Regions from separate parts of the Homo sapiens genome. Here region 2 is linked to region 1. Evidence: read pairs that join two places in POLR2A ChIA-PET (ENCODE). Cell type or tissue: B cell. All regions are shown on one strand. Links, peaks and the distances in the headings refer to the core of each region. The heading gives the core; the rest is flanking DNA.

The links. Peaks named below come from ENCODE experiments on the same cell type or tissue, not always from the same donor. Only the 100,000 strongest peaks of a DNase experiment are listed, where the experiment ranks them.
Region 2: POLR2A ChIA-PET joins it to region 1 with 11 read pairs; 10 of 35 experiments call an interaction of 5 or more read pairs at or near these places.

What each region holds. Positions count from the first base shown.
Region 1 is chr19:46,725,473-46,733,793 of GRCh38, reverse strand. STRN4 (striatin 4) reads left to right here. Exons shown (of 18, transcript NM_013403.3): 5 at 558-755; 6 at 2,921-3,062; 7 at 5,017-5,176; 8 at 5,787-5,900; 9 at 6,248-6,342; 10 at 8,146-8,321. Among named protein-coding and RNA genes, the nearest start is that of PRKD2, 13 kb to the right of the region's middle. RefSeq lists enhancers at 1,725-2,542, 2,007-3,206, 4,643-5,186, 5,731-6,274, 7,905-8,321. In B cell, for the core only: CTCF peaks have their summits at 4,661 and 4,868 (motif pointing right); a DNase peak (open chromatin) is centred at 4,873.
Region 2 is chr19:46,815,266-46,823,586 of GRCh38, reverse strand. No RefSeq gene overlaps it. Among named protein-coding and RNA genes, the nearest start is that of SNAR-E, 11 kb to the left of the region's middle. RefSeq lists enhancers at 1,668-1,727, 1,898-2,017. In B cell, for the core only: no CTCF peak of the experiment used is centred there; DNase peaks (open chromatin) are centred at 1,336 and 1,896; H3K4me3 peaks cover 1,516 bases; H3K27ac peaks cover 3,971 bases.

The DNA.
Region 1 (8,321 bases), core at 193-8,192:
GTTCCTCTTACGCCCCTAATCCCATTCTCCAGAGGTCACTGCTGTTATGTTTTTTATGGATCTTTCTAGGCCTCTTGGGGGACATAATACAAACGTGTGTTTGCGTGTGGTGTAAGCTTTATGCACATTAACGCCTTTTTGTTTTTTTCTACAAACATTGGCATCATGTGGATCATAGAACTTAGCGTTTTCGTTCTGCTGTTTACCGTGGCCAGCTTCCCTTAAGGCTCTGCCCTGTTGATCTTCTGCCTTGCAGCGCTATGAGTCATTTGCTGACACAGCCCCTGTCGGTGGGTGCTGAGGCTGGTCCCTGTGCTTCGGCTTCCCCATACAGCAGTGCAGGGAGCACCCTCACACATAGCATTGTGTGTGTGTACAAGGGCTTCCACTGGAAATAGCCTTGACGGGGAACTGCTGGAGCGAGGGTGTGCTTATGTCAGATTTTGGTGTATGCTCTTAAGTGGCCCCTTAAGAGGTTGTCTCGGTTTGCATTGGCCCCTGTGGTACATGAAGAAGCCCAGGGGATGTCTGACCCACGTGGCTCTGCACCCCTGCAGGTACCTGGAAGAGGTGGGCTACACAGACACCATCCTCGACATGCGGTCCAAGCGCGTCCGTTCCCTGCTGGGCCGCTCGCTGGAGCTCAACGGGGCAGTGGAGCCGAGTGAAGGGGCCCCCAGGGCTCCACCAGGCCCTGCAGGGCTCAGTGGTGGGGAGTCGCTGCTGGTGAAACAGATCGAGGAGCAGATAAAGAGGTGAGCCCGTGGACATGGCAGGTGTGTCTCTCTGTTCCTCCTGACTGCTGGTGAAGGCCAGGGTCAGAGTGTCAGCTGATGGCGCTGGGTGCCCTGGCGGCCCCTCCTCCTGGAGTATGCCGTGGGCTCCCTTGTTCTGAAACCCTGAGTCCCTTCACTGCTGGGATCCCCCGGATTCTGTCCTGGGTTCCCTCCACACACTTCGCCATGGCCTCATCTCCAGCCCTGCCCCCGTCCTGATACTCAGGCCTGCCCGCTTCTCGGTCGAGTGGGGTGCTTACCGAAGGCACACCCTGGGTGCCTCGCCAGCAGGGAGTGGAGCACACGTGGTCGCCACCCTCAGGAATCTCTGGCTTGTTCACTCTCATCAGCAATTGTCAGTTAAGCAGAACAAGTGAGGCCACGTAGGTGATGCTAAGCACGATGGAGACCACGAGGGCCAATATGTGCTCCTCTGCAGGGGGTGGGCAGGGAGGGCCTCTGTGGGCATTAAATGGAGGGTAAGCCACACGAGTGGCTGGGAGGAGAATGTTCTAGGCAGAGGGCACAGTGAACCCCGAGGTCCAGAGGCAGGAGAGACGCAGCCTGCACAGAAGCAGCACGAGGCCGGCATGGCCGCAGGCAGTGAGGCGTGGGCTGCGGGGAGGTTGTGGTCTCAGGAGTCAGCCACTCAGGGCCTTGGGCTGGGATAGAGTCTGAGTTTGACTCAGGGTTGTGGGAAGCCAGTGCTTTCGAGCAGCGGGGTGACATAATCTGACGTACCTGATCCACTCTGAGAAGGAGAGGTGTGGGAGGGTCACAGAGGAGGCAGGCGGACCAGTTAGGAGATGGCTCGATGTCTGGGACAGAGCTGATGGACTTTAGCGGTGGTGAGGCGAGAGGTGTCAGCTTCCCCAGAGGCTTTCAGGCAGTCGACACTGAAGGACTGCAGCTAAGGGGAGAGGAAAAGAAACGAGCGACTCCAGGGTTTGGTGTGAGCCATTGGAGCAGCATCCCCTGAGACGGGGAAGCCTGGGAGTGGAAGTTCTGGGGGCCGCCGAGGTTGTGTGAAGTGTGAGGGGCCTGTTTACCCCCATGTGGAGAAGCAGAGCTCGTCTGGAGCTGCGGGGCATTTGGCCCCTAAACATAGGTCTAGTTGAACAAGCACATGGGCATTCTTTGGAAAGCCATGGCCGTCTGCAGTGCCTGCAGGAGTGAGTGTAGATGACGCAGAGAAGAGATCTGGGGACTGCCCGGGTGCTCTCCCACTTAGAGGCTGGAGGGAGGAACAGGAGGAGGAAGCTGAGAAAGAGGCTGAGCCTGTGCGGCGTGTCAGTGTCGTTGTGGGAGGAAGGCCGGTGAGAATGGAGTCCTGTGTCCCGCTGCAAGTGCAGCGAGTGTTCTGAGGATGGAGTGGAGCTCTGGTGATGGCAGCCGTGAGGCGAGAGGGTACATCTGCAGTGACCTCTGCACCCGTTGGTAACTGGCAGTTGACAAGACCTCCAGGGCATCAACCTGATGGCAGAAAGGGGGGACGTTTTCGTCGATCTGCACTTGGAATTGCACCCTGCCTTCTCCCGCAGTCAGGCTGGGTCAGTACCTCCTCTGCTATAACTTGTCATGAAGTTGGAAGCCAGGAGGTGGAAGGAGGAGTGCCATCTGTTGCTGGGGATAGTGCAGGCTCCTGGGTAGCAGGGATCGCCGGCGCCCCTGCTTGCGCGAGGCTGGCTGGCTTTCGGCGCCTCCCAGAGCATTTGTAGAATGGCCGGTTCCTCTTTCCTGCAGGGCGTGTTTGCCTCCTGCCTGACCTGCCCTTGTGGTCTGACTGGGCTGTGGGAATGGGGACTGCTGAGTCAGTGGCACTTTCTCATCCAGCTTTCCTTCTGACTCAGCACAGGATGGAGATTTGTGACCAGGGTTGGGGGCTGGCCCTCTGAAACTCAGGTCGGCGGTCATTGAGGAGCTGGGCCCCGTTTGCGGTCTGAGTGAGGCTTCCAGTTGGAATGAGCATTTGTTGGGCAGAGGCTGGGGTTGGGGCTCTGTGTGTGACCAGAGTCAAGGCTGCTCAGGGGTTAGGGGGTTAGCTGGGTCTGGGCTCTGGCCACCAAGCCTGGGAGGGCACCTTCCTATCTGAGCTTTGACACCTGCCAGGACTCATGCCTCCTCTGCTCTGCTGTCTTTGGCAGGAACGCGGCAGGCAAAGATGGCAAAGAGCGCTTGGGCGGCTCAGTGCTGGGGCAGATCCCCTTCCTGCAGAACTGCGAGGACGAAGACAGCGACGAGGACGATGAGCTGGACAGCGTGCAGCACAAGAAGCAGCGTGTGAAGGTGAGCCCTTCCTCCATGCCCTGCACAGCCTGGCCTGGGTGTGACCTGATCGAAGCCCTTCCGAGTCAGCCTGGGCCTTCAGGGGCTGCGGTGTGTGCTGGCAGCAGGGATATGGAGACACACAGGCCCTGGCCTGGAGGAGCTTGTGGCCAGCAGCGGCCTTGTAAATAGTCATGTGCAGAAGGACGCGTTGTGGTGGAGGCAGGGGCATGTGCCTATGAAGGAGGCACCTGTGGCAGATGGCCTCGGAGCTTTCCCTGAGCCCCGGGCTTCCCATTAGCGGGTCCCTTTGCCTAGGTCCCCTTTCTTTCCTCCTTTAGACTCAGCTCAGACACCCCCTCCTCCAGGAAGCCTTCTCTGACTCACCCTGGGCTCCCTTCCCTGGCCCTGGCCACTCTGGGGTCCTCCCTGTCTGGTCTGTATTCCTCCTGACCTCTCCCTGGGAGGGACTGGGCCTGTGTGGGCCTCCACTGCATCTCCAGTATCCCCAGTGTGGCTCAGCACAGAGTCGCACCCCAAGTAGAGTGGTGTGCACGGAGCCGCAGCACTGCAGGAGGCCTAGAGGAAGAGCAGGAGGGCTGAGTCCAGGGTCTCAAATGCTGGCCCCTGGTCCAGACGCTTGGTCCTTCCCACCCCTCTGAGAATTTCTAGTCCTTTTCCACCCCTCCACCCATTCCATCAGGAATCATCCGTGGTGTTTGCACCCCTTCGGGCCCACACCCTTGGGCTGGCTGGTTGGGTAGGGCTCTCTGTCTCTACGCAGCAGCCCTCCATCGAGGCCCAGCTGGGAACCCAGGGGACTGCCCATGGCTCCCAGGGGGCCCTGGCCCAGCTGCGTGAGTTCTGGCCCACACTTCTTTGTCTTGGCTTCAGTCTCCTCACCCTTTAGATGGGGCTGAGTCCCTCCGTCTGAGTTGTTGAGGATTTAATTAGAATGAGCTGGTGCCCAGGAAGCCCTCAGCTGCATGGTGGCTGTCCCCCAAGTGCTCAGTAGGTGTTAGTGGCGCTGGTGGCACTTGGTAGTGGTGGAGCCCTCATGGTTCCAGGCACTGTTGGCAGAGCACAATTGCCACTCGTGTGCCCCTCAGAGCACCTGTGGTGGTTCTCTCCTCTGGAGTCCTGAGCCCGGCCGCTGCCTTTCTGGGCATGCTGTCTAAACCCTCCCCTTCCCCATTCTTTGCACAAGTGTTGAATAAACCTTGGCCCTAGGTCTTCTCCATGCCCCTTCCCTCTGGTCCCCCCCATGCAGGTCAGAGGCTGGCCCCTCACTGGTGCCCGAGAGGTGTCGCCAAACTCAGCCTGGGGGGCTGACATGTGGAAGGGGTCAGCCACGCCCTGGAGGAGTTCACAGTGGGCAGAGCTTGGCCTTGGTGACCTAGGGCAAGTGGGTTCCTGCTGCTCAGCCTGTCTCCTGGCCTGTAATGTGGGAATGATAATGACAGTGTTCACGGTAGCTGTTCGCAGGGTTGGGGGTTAAGTGAAGTCGTGTCTGCGAGGGGTAGTCAGTGGTCATTCAGTGAGTGGAATTTGCTCTTGTGCCAGCACGGCTGCTGGTGCTGTGTTTATCGCTGCAATGCTGTGGTCCATTCATCCTCACTTGTTTGCACCTCCGTATATTCACACACGGACACCAGTGCATATCTGCCCTCCCTGCAGGCAGATTGTTGCATTATCTGACTTTTCTTCATCCGAGGCACCTTGCTGGGGGACTGGAGCAGGCTGAGCCCTGGCTAGGGGAAGGACTGCGTGAGGGTGGGGTCAGGCCGACCGGCCCTAGTGGTAGCAGCTGTCCAAGGCCCAGCAGGGGGCGCTCCAGGGCAGCTGGCTGGCGGCTGAGGCAGCCCCATGAACAGAAACGGGCCCAGAGCCCCGGCTTACCTGTTCCTAGGCACGGAGGTGGCTTAGTCTCTGGACAAGAGGCCCCCTGACTTGTCTGGCTTTCTCCATGTGCCAGCTCCCATCCAAGGCTCTGGTGCCCGAAATGGAAGACGAGGATGAGGAAGACGACTCTGAGGATGCTATCAATGAGTTTGATTTCCTGGGCTCAGGAGAGGATGGGGAAGGGGCTCCAGACCCTCGGCGGTGCACTGTGGATGGGAGCCCCCATGAGCTGGGTGAGCTGACGTTTTCTGGCCAGCCCCCGCTTGCCTTCCCCACCGAGGGGGTGGGAGCAGGCTCAGCTGCCCGCAGCTGCTTCCTGTACAGGGTCTCTCTACCGGACGGATATGTTTCCTGAGAGGAGGGTAGCCAAGGAGAGCAGGAGGCCCAGGTCATGGCCGCCGGCCCCTCACCCCTTCCCTGGAAAATCCCCATGGAGACGCAGGCAGTCCTGGCTCTTCCTGAAGTGGGGCCGCCAGCCCTCCAGGGCGGGCGTCCAGCTCTGGCTGGCCTCAAGGAGGGAACAGGATGAGGACCCAGTCGGGGAGAGGCAGGTGGGAGGGCCGCATCTTCCTCCCTGTCCTGTGACTCCTAGCTAGGAGGGCTCTCAGGATACGTGGGATGGGTGGCTGGGGCCTGAGGCCTAGGCAAGGCAGTGACCTGCCCACTGCCCCACGGAGGGGCCCAATCAACCTCCTCTCCTCTGCCCATTCCCCCCCTCCCCCAGGGCCAGAGCTTCACAGCCCCACAGAGTGGCAGGGGGCCCTCAGTGTGGGGAAGGCGTCACCTATGCCAGACTGGGTTGGAACTGCTGGGTGACTCCGGCCCTATGCCTCGACCCTGCAGAAAGCCGTCGGGTCAAACTCCAAGGCATTCTGGCTGACCTGCGGGATGTGGATGGGCTGCCCCCAAAAGTGACTGGCCCGCCTCCTGGCACACCCCAGCCCCGGCCACATGAAGGTAAGAGGCACCCCCCACCTGGTCCCAGTCCTGCGGGCCCATGGCAGAGGGAGGCTGCAGAGCTGAGCCCAGGGCTTCTGTGTCTTCAGGGTCGAGGCCCAGCCTCCAGTCTGCAGCCTCCCTGCCCCAAAAGTTCGTCTGTCTGTCTGTCTCCCTCTCTTTTTGTCTGTCCTGCCCTGTCTGTCTCTCTGTCTCTTTCCAGCTGTGATTCTTCATCTTGTCCTCTCCCCGTCTCTCTCTCTTGCTCTTTATCTCTTTCTCTGCCTCTCTCTGTCATTCTCTCTCTCCCTGGCCCTCTCTGCCCCTCCCTCCCCTCCCCCTACCAGGTTCCTTTGGCTTCTCCTCAGACGTCTTCATCATGGACACTATCGGGGGCGGGGAGGTGAGCCTGGGGGACTTGGCAGATCTCACCGTCACCAACGACAACGACCTCAGCTGCGATGTAAGTTCTCCGGGTGCCCCCCACACTGTCCCCATTGGCATTGCGCCCAGGGCCAGCCCCTGCAAGCTCTGACTGGGTGCCGCCCGTGCCCTGCTCATCCTGTTTCACAGAGGGGTGCAGATGTAGACAGTGGAGGGACTTGACTGCGGTCGCCAAGGCGCAGGGCCTGGAAGACTCTGGAGCCTGTGTTTTAATCACAGTTCCACGGCTCCTCCACTCTGCCCCTCCCACCCTGGTGATTTGGAATGCAGGAAGATGACCTGTAGCCACCCCCTGCTCTGCCAAGTCAGGCCAATCTAGTGTGAATGGGCAGCTGGGCTGAAATGAAATGTTCCGGGCCTCAGTGGACGGGCCTCTGGCCATCTGGGAGCCTTTGGCCAGCTGGGAGCCTTTGGCCAGCTGGGAGCTTTTGGTGTGGGTGTATGTGCACATTTTACTGTGACAGAATGGGATTTCCAGTGTTGGTGACCCTAGTAAGGCTGGGTGGGGACTGCTGTGAGATTCAGGAAGGGGGGTCAGAGCAGAGGCCTGAGAAGTGGAGTGTGCCATGGGGTCCCTCTGCACGCCCCAAGATGTCATTTCATCTTGGGGAAGTGCAGTGTTCTGAGCCCCGCTAGGGGAGGGGGTGAGTGAACCACACAGTAGCAGATCCTCTGACCCTAAAGAACTGTGGCAGAAGGGACAGCTAAGGCAGGGACGTCAGCTGGGAGCCCATCTTGGGGCATGGTGCTGAGGCTTGCCTGGTACTCTGCTCGTCATCTCTCCGGAACCTGGCCCTCTCCGGGTCCCCTGCTGGGTGAGCGGCACCAGGGCGCATGCAGCGTGGTGGACAGAGGCCCCCACAGCTCTCCCACTTGTGCACTGCCTCCCCTTCATGGTCACGTGTCTGGTCTCCATGCCCTCATCTCCCCTGGGACTTCCTGGCCTCTCAACCTCTTTCTCTGAGGCTACCTTTTTTTTTTTTTTTTGCTCCTTGAGGGGATCTCCCTATGTTACCCAGGCTGGTCTCGAACTCCTGGGGTCAAATGATCGTTCTGCCTTGGCCTCCCAAAGTTCTGGGATTACAGGCGTGAGCCACTGTGCCCCGTCTGTGGCTACTTTTACCTGCCCCTAATCTGAGCCTCTCAGGGGTGGCAGGAACAAGCCATGTCGTTCCCCTGCTCTAAACACTTCCCCGGCTCCTTGTTTCTCTGAGGCTTTTTCTTAGGATGAAATGCGCATTCCTCCGGGGCTCACCACCCAGCACCTGTCTCATCCCCTGCCACTCTCCTTGCCTCCTGCAGCCTGTACCACTGACCTCTCAGGCCTGGGCTCGCCCTTGCTGCCTCAGGGCCTCTGCACGGGCCCTTTCCCTCTCCAGGGCCCTCTCCTTATCTTGTGAAGTCCTGCTGGCTCGTGCTTCCTCAGGAAAGCCTCAGTGGCCCCCAGGGAGGAGGGCAGGCTGCCTGATGTCTCTCTGTGCATCTTTAATTCATTGCCCTGCTCATGGCTGATGATCCTGCACACTTGTGGGATGGTCCAGTTGTGTCCCCCATTCCCCTTCCTCTCAACTGCAAGACCCCAAGGGGTCAGGCTCACCTTTGTCTCTCCAGAACCCAGCGCAGTGTGGGGACTTGTTGGGCGAGCATGGAGACTCTGCCCAGCAGAGGAAGGGGAGAGTTCCCGGCTGGAGCCCAGGCTCTGAGGGCATTCCTGCCAGGGTCATGTGGGTGGAAGACAGGGGCCCTCAAGCCCTGGGTGTCGGTGTCTGCATGACTGCTGGGATGGATGCGAAGACACTGAGGCAGCTCCCCCCAACCCCAGCTGTCTGACAGCAAAGATGCTTTTAAGAAGACGTGGAACCCCAAGTTCACCCTGCGCTCGCACTACGACGGCATTCGTTCCCTGGCCTTCCACCACAGCCAGTCGGCTCTGCTCACCGCCTCCGAGGACGGCACGCTCAAGCTCTGGAACCTGCAGAAGGCGGTCACGGCCAAGAA
Region 2 (8,321 bases), core at 65-8,064, 90 kb before region 1:
AAAAAAAAAAAAATTAGCCAGGCGTGGTGGCGGGCGCCTGTAGTCCCAGCTACTTGGGAGGCTGAGGCAGGAGAATGGTGTGAACCCAGGAGGCAGAGCTTGCAGTGAGCCAAGATCGCGCCACTGCACTCCAGCCTGGGCAACAGAACGAGACACAGTCTCAAAAAAAAAAAAAAAAAAAGAAATGGCGGTTTCATCATGTTGCCCCGGCTGGTCTCAACCTCTTGGGCTCAAGTGATCTGCTCACCTCTGCCTCCGAAAGTGCTGGAATTACAGGTGTAAGCCACCGAGCCCAGCCTCAAGGAAGCTTCTGAACTGTTAGGGGGAGCTCCTGCTCTAGGCCCAGCAGCTTCCAAGGCTTTAAAGGCATAATCCCATTTAATCTTGTAATGACGCTGTGAAGTGGCTCTTGGTATTAGCATTGCAATTCTGAGTATTATCTCCTCTTTGTAGATAAGGAAGATCATTTGCCCAAGGACACACAATGAGCAGATGAGACTGGAACCCAGATTTCTAGAGTGCTAGACTCTGTGTCTTCCCATTCACTTTATTTTTTATTTTATTTTATTTTATTTTTTTGAGACAGAGTCTCACTCTGTTGCCTAGGCTGGAGTGCAGTGGCACGATCTCAGCTCACTGCAACCTCTGCCTCCCAGGTTCAAGTAATTCTCGTGCCTCAGCCTCCCCAGTAGCTGGGATTACAGGCGTGTGCCACTATGCCTGGCTAATTTTTGTATTTTTAGTAAAGATGGGGTTTCACCGTGTTGGTGAGGCTGGTCTCAAACTCCTGACCTCAAGTGATCTGCCCACTTTGGCCTCCCAAAGTGCTGGGATTACAAGCGTGAGCCACCGTGGCCAGCCATAAAATTTTTTTTTTATTATAAAATATCTGGGCTTTTTTTGTTTTTTGTTTTTTAGTTGGGGCCTTGCTCTGTCACTCAGGCTGGAGTGCAGTGGTGCAATCTCAGCTCACTGCAGCCTCCGCCTCCTGGGCTCAAGTGATCCTCCTGTTACGGGATCTTTGGGGTGTTGCTTTTCTGGCCAGAAACCTCTGTGGCTGCAGTGCCTTTGCCCAAGTTCTTGTCCTGTGTCCAGGAAGAATGAGGTACACAGACAAGTGAAGGGTGAAGAAGATGAATAGGAGCTTTATTTAGTCTTAGAACAGCTCAGAGGAGACCGTCAGTGGGCAGCTCCTCTCAGTAGGCAGGTCACCCCATCGAGTGTTCAGCTCTCAGCAGAGATGAGGCCCTGAAGAGGGTGGTTCCTCTCGGCAGGCAGGTCATGTAGGCGTCTCTGCAGGTCTCTGAAGCTCTCAGTAGAGAGGGTAGCTCCTCTGTGCAGGTGGTAATCCCATTGTCTCTCTGTCCTCTGCCCTCTGCCCTGCTCTGGTGGAGCCTGGGGCTTTTATGGACCTCAGAGAGGAGGAAGTACGTGCTGGTTGGTCCATGGGCTGCCATGCGTGGGCCCAGAGGAGGTACAAGTCCCCACTCTTGTCTGTGGGGTTGGCAGCCTGGCCCCCAGCCTTCAGGCCCTCCCTGGCAAGAAGGTGGGGCCTTACTAGGGACCCCCCACCAACTTCTGCCCAGGAATCCGTCTGCCTCCTGCTGCCATTCATGGCCCCAGGACTGGACCCCAACCCCGATCCCAGATCAGAGCTGGCGCTGGGAGAGAAGAGAGGCCAGGCAGCAGGAGAAGACACCCAGCAGTCTGCAGAGATTGGGGGGGCCTTCCCGGCCTCTGAGAGTGCAGGCTGCAGAGAGGCCCAGGTCCTCAGCCTCAGAGGGCGGCCACAGCTGCATCCGGGGAGCTCCTGCCCTGCCAACTCGGAAGGGGTGGGGCTCCCACTTGTCCCCGGCTCTTGCTCACTCTGTGGAGCTGGAGGCCTAGGTTGGCAGCCATGGGGGCAGCTGCAGCTGCACCCGGGAGGGCAGACCCTACCTACTTCTGGCCCCTGCAAGAGCACAGGAAGGCTCAATCCACAGTGGCGGTTTGGGCGGCTGCAGTGGCATCTGGGGAACTCCCACCACAGCTCAGAAGGGGCAGGGCTTCCACCGGCTCCATGGAGTGTGTAGCCCCAGCCGCACCTCCCTGCTGCAGCCGGTGTAATGACAGCAGCCACTGCCATCACTCCTGCCTCAGTCTCACTAGTAGCTGGGACTACAGGCGTGCACCACCACGCTAGGCTGATTTTTAAAATTTTTAGCAGAGACAGGGGTCTCCCTATGTTGCGCAGGCTGGTCTCGAACTACTGAGCTCCAGCTCGGCCTCCTGCCTCAGCCTCCCAAAGTGCTGGGATTACAGGTGTGAGCCACTGCGCCAGGCCTAAAATAATTGTTTTGGTTTTTCTTTTTGTTTGAGACAGTTGTCTTCTGTTCTGCACACGCAGCAGGAAATTGGATCTCTACCTCACAGCATACTCAAAAGAGTTGAAATATAACCTATTTGTAGTTATCAGCGACCTGGGTGAAGACACACCTGGCAGAAGGGTGTGGTAGCCTCATTAAACATGAGTGAGAATGAATTCCAGGTGGAGATGGGAGAGATGATTTATTTGCTAGCTGGGGAAAGAAGAGGCAGGCCCAGCCCAGAGGGAGAATGAGAGGCGGAAGATGACATTCGCTGCATGCCTGACACCTGCCTGAAGTTAACCAGGGTCAGCCCGGCCTTTCCTCCCCCGGGATGTCTCCAACTCGGCTGACAACATCCACTTTAATTAATACAGCACAGCAGGACACTTCCTGTGTACAGCTACACGCTAAGGGCCAGGAGTAGCCTAATGTCCTTGAGCCCCAGAGAAACCATCGTGTGTTCAAGCATGCTGTCTGGAAACTTAGAAAGGGCTCATGACTCCTCTCTGCTTTCACACCCCACATCCCATCCAGGGGAAATCCTGTTGACCTTCAAAATGCACCCGAAGTCGGACCCCCCAAAGGCTGGACGCCGTGGCTCACGCCTGTAATCCCAGTACTTTGGGAGGCCTAGGCAGGCGGATCACCTGAGGTCAGGAGTTCGATATCAGCCTGGCCAACATGGTGAAACCCCGTCTCTACTAAAAAATACAAAATTAGCCAGGTGTGGTGGCACACGCCTGTAATCCCAGCTACTCGGAAGGCTAAGACAGGAGAATCGCTTGAAGCTGGGAGATGGAGGCTGCAGTGAGCCGTGATCGCACCATTGCACTCCAGCCTGGACAAGACACAGCGAGACTCCACCTCAAAACAAAAACAAAAACAAAAACAAAAACAAAAACAAAGTCTGAACCCCCAGAGCTAGTCTAGCCATGATCATTTCTCACCTGGAAAATTGCAGTCACCTCCTCGCTGCTTCTGCCCTTGTCCCCAACAGAAAGGTCCCCATATGGCAGCAGAATCCTTTGACAGAAGTGACATGATGTCATTCTCCTCCTCAAATCCCTTCTGTGGCTCCTGCCACACTCACTAAAAGACAACATCTTCACCATGACTCACCAGCTCCCTGTTCTCTGTCTGACCTCATCTTCCACCCGCTCTTCCTCTGTTCCATGCAGACTGTGACTGGCTTTTTTTGTTTTTTTTTTTTTTTGAGACGAAGTCTCGCTCTGTCACCCAGCCTGGAGTGCAGTGCCGTGATCACGGCCCACTGCAACCTCTGCCTCCCGGGTTCAAGTGATTCTCCTGCCTCAGTCTCGCCTCCTGAATAGCTGGGATTACAGACGCCCACCACTACTACACCCAGCTGATTTTTTTTTGTATTTTAGTAGAGACGGGGTTTCTCCATGTTGGCCAGGCTGGTCTTGAACTCCTGACCTCAGGTGATCCGCCTGCCTCGGCCTCCCAAAGTGCTGGGATTACAAGGGTGAGCTACCGTGCACAGCCAAGGGTATTGGTTTCTTATTGCTCCTGTAACAAATGACCATACACTTAGTGGCTCCATAGGAGACAGATTTATTTACTACCTTACTGTTCTGGAGGTTTTTTTTTTTTTTTTTTTTTACCACAGGGTCTGGCTCTATGATGCAGGCTGGAGTGCAGTGGCCTGATCATGGCTCACTGCAGCCTCAGCCTCCTGGGCTCAAGCAGTTCTCCTGTCACAGCCTCCCAAGTAGCTGAGACTACAGGTGTGTGCCACCATGCCCGGCTAATTTTAAAAAATTTTTTGTAGAGACTCTTCCTATGTTGCCCAGGCTGGTCTCCAACTCCTGGGCTCAAGCGATCTTCCTGCCTCGGCCTCCCAAAGTGCTGGGATTACAGGCATAAACCATTGCCCCAGGCCCCCAAAATGGGTTTTACAGGGCTAATATCAAGGTGTTGGCTGGGCTGCATCCCTTCTGGAGACTCTAGGGCTTCTCCTGGAGGCTCTCTTGCCCTGTCCAGCTTCAGGAAGCTGTCCACATTCCTCAGCTCAAGGCCCTCCTTGCATCACTCTAACTGAGGCAGGAGAATAGGGTCTGGAGCCAGAGAGCCTAAGGCCAATTCATGATGACTGGATATCAGAGGCTACTCCCCTTTCAAACCCTCCTTTTTCTGCATGGCTGTTGAAAAATGAAAGTACCTCTGAGTGGTCCCCTCCTGTAACCAATCAGACTGGTCCTGAGCCTACTCTTCATTCTGATTGGCCCCCTCCTGCAACCAATCAGACTGGCTGCGGGCCTATGCATCATTCTAATTGGTCCTCTCCCACAACCAATCAGACTGGTTACAGGCCTACTCTTCATTCGAATTGGTCCTCTCCTACAACCAATCAGACTGGTCACAGGCCAATGGGAAACTTCCAGAGGGTATTCAAATCCCCAAAAATTCTGTAACGGACACTTTTCAGCTGCTAGCTTGAGTCCACTCCCACCCTGTGAAGTGTGCTTTCCTTTAAAATAGATCTCTGCTTTTGCTGCCTTGCTTTGTGCGTTTCCTCTGCCTCCCGGGTTCAAGCAATTCTCTGCCTCAGCCTCCTGAGTAGCTGGGATTACAAGCACGTGCCACCACACCCAGCTAATTTATATATTTTTAGTAGAGACGGGGTTTCACCATCTTGGCCAGGCTTGTCTTGAACTCCTGACCTTGCGATCCACCCGCCTCGGCCTCCCAAAGTGCTGGGATTACAAGCGTGAGCCACCGCACCTGGCTGAGTATTGCAATTCTACATGAGATTTGGGTTAGGACACACACCCAAATCATATCACGGGGATTTGCTGTTTCCCAGGTTGGTCTCAAACCCCTGGGCTCAAGGCATCCTCCCGCCTCAGCCTCTCAAAGTGCTGGAATTACAGGCATCAGCCACTGTGCCCGGCTGAACTATATTCTTTCTTTTTTTTGAGAAAGAGTCTTAGTCTGTCACCCAGGCTGGAGTACAATAGTGTGATCTCAACTCACTGCAACCTCTGCCTCCCTGTTTCAAGCGATTCTCATGCCTCAGTCTCCCAAGTAGCTGGGATTACAGGTGTGTGCCACCATGTCCAGCTAATTTTTTGTATTTTTTTTTTTTAGTGGACGTGAGGTCTCACTATGTTGGCCAGGCTGGTCGCAAACCCCTGGCCTCAAGTGATTTGAAAGCCTCCGCCTCCCAAAGTGCTGGGATTAGAGGCATAAGCCACTGTGTCCAGCCTTATACACTCTTTCTTTCTTTTTTTTTTTTCTGTCACCCAGGCTGGAGTGGAGTGGTGTGATCTCTACTCACAGCAACCTCTGTCTCCTGGATTCAAGTGATTCTCGTGCCTCAGAGTAGCTGGGACTATAGGCACGCACCACCACAAGCAGCTAATTTTTATATTTTTAGTAGAGATGGGGTTTCGCCATGATGGCCAGGCTAGTCTCGAACTCCTGGCCTCAAGTGATCCGCCCGCCTCAGCCTCTCAGAGTGCCTTATACTCTTTCTTTCTTTCTTTTTTTTTTTTTTTGAGACGGAATCTCACTCTTGTAGCCCAGGCTGGAGTGCAATGGCGTGATCTCGGCTCACTGCAACCTCCACCTTCCAGGTTCAAGCAATTCTCCTGCCTCAGCCTCCTGAGTTGCTGAGATTACAGGTGCCTGCCACCACACCTGGCTAATATTTTGTAATTTTTTTTTTTGTAGAGACAGGGCTTCACCATGTTAGCCAGGATGGTCTCGATCTCCTGACCTCGTGATCCGCCCGCCTCGGCCTCCCAAAGTACTTGGATTACAGGTGTGAGCCACCGCGCCTGGCTGCCATATACTCTTTCTCAAGACCTCTTCTCTTGAGCCTAGGGATGGTTCCCCTCTTGCTTACTCAACGACAACAATCCAGCCACTTTCCTCTCTTGCTTCTCTTCTGGAATCTAGAAATCCAGATCATTCCCATCAGCACATGAACCAGCTGTTTGATCTTCTCTGCTCTTCTGACCTTTCTATCAAAAGAATTGACTTTTAGCTGGGCATGGTGGCTCATACCCATAATCTCAGCACTTTGGGAGGCTGAGGTGGGAGGATCACTTGAGCTCAGCAGTTCGAGGCTGGATTGAGCTACAACGGTGCCTCCACTCCAGCCTGGGTGACATAGTGAGATCCTGTTTCTACAAAACATTTTTTTCTATTTTGAGACAGAGTCTCGTGATGTCACCCAGGCTGGAGTGCAGTGGCGTGATCTTGGCTCACTGCAGCCTCCGCCTCCTGGGTTAAAGCGATTCTTCTGCCTCAACCTCCCTAGTAGCTGAGACTCCAGGTGCCTGCCACCACACCCGGCTAATTATTGTATTTTTAGTAGAGATGGAGTTTCACCATGTTGGCCATGCTGGTCTTGAACTCCTGACCTCAGGTGATCCGTCCGCCTCAGCGTCCCAAAGTGCTGGGATTACAGGCTTGAGCCACCATACCCAGCCTACAAAACATTTTTAAAAATAATAAACCAGGCATGGTAGCACACGCCTGTAGTGAGCCATGATGTCACCACAGCACTCCAGTCTGGGTGACAGAGTGAGACCCTGTCTCAAAAAAAAAAAAAAAAAAAAAATTAACCCTGTACCTGGCCGTAATGAATCAACAATTGGAAGCTGTGTTATTATAAAGACGGGTGAACATATGGGCCCCTTTGCTGGTCCCCATCTGGCCTGGCTCTCCTGTTCTCCACCCTGCACACTCATGCCTGGGAACCTGCGTCTCCTCTCAGCCTCCCCAACGGCGGCCCAACCCACATGGCGTTTGATCTGCCCACTTCAGAGCCTTCACCTCCGGCCTGCAGCCCATCAGAGGCGGCTGGATCCCGGCCTCCTCCCCACATGGGCCTTTGAGGATGGGATGAAAGAGGCTAGGCTGAAACCAGTGTGAATGGCCAAACGGGGAACTCAGGAATCCCTGGTGCTACGCCCAGGAACAGAGGTGCGCGGCGGGGAGGCAGAGCAAGGGATGCTTCTTGGGGCTTGCTGGCAGTGCCAGAATGACCTGGGCATTTACCGACCACCTCCTGTGTGCTCAGGCCTGTGCTAGGTGATGCTGAGGACATAGTGGTGACTGGCCTGGCCGTCAGAGGGCTCACAGGCCAGCGGAGCAGATAGGCCAGTGCCCCAAGAGCAACAACCTAGTGGGAACAGGGCTGGGATGGGAAAACCTAGTTGATGCAGTCAAGAAGGGCTTCCTGGAAGAGGAGGTTCTTAAGTTCTTCACAGAGTCTATGATGCCCATCTCAACCTACCTCTTCAGCCACATCTGATGACACTTCCCCACAATCCCTTGAATCCAGCCACCCTGTTCCTTCTAATTCTTTTCATTTTTGTTTATTTATTTATTTTGAGACAGAATCTCGCTCTGTCGCCCAGGCTGGAGTGCAGTGGCGTGATCTCGGCTCACTACAACCTCCACCTCCTGGGTTCAAGCAATTCTTTTGCCTCAGCCTCCCAAGTAGTTGGGATTACAGGCGCCCGCCAACATGCCCAGCTAATTTTTGTATTTTTAGTAGAGACGGGGTTCCACTATGTTGGCCAGGCTGGTCTTGAACTCCCGACCTCAGATGATCCACCCGCCTTGGCCTCCCAAAGTGCTGGGATTACAGGTGTGAGCCATGGCCCCTGGTCTCCATCTGATTCCTGACCACTTCAAGTTCATTCTCACGTCTGGTTCATTGCACTTGCTATTTCTTTTGCCAGCTTCTCTCTTCTCAGTCCCTCATCAGGCAGGTTCCTTATCCTCACTCAGATTGCAGACGAATTCTTCTTGCAGCACTGAGCTCTTTCAAAAAATTGTCTTGGCCAGGTGCAGTGGCTCATGCCTGTAATCTCAGCACTGTGGGAGGCTGAAGCAGGAGGATCCCTTGAGCCCAGGAGTTTAAGACCAGTCTGGGCAACATAGTGAGACCTCATCTCTACAAAAAAATCAAAAAAATTAGCTGGGCATGGTGGT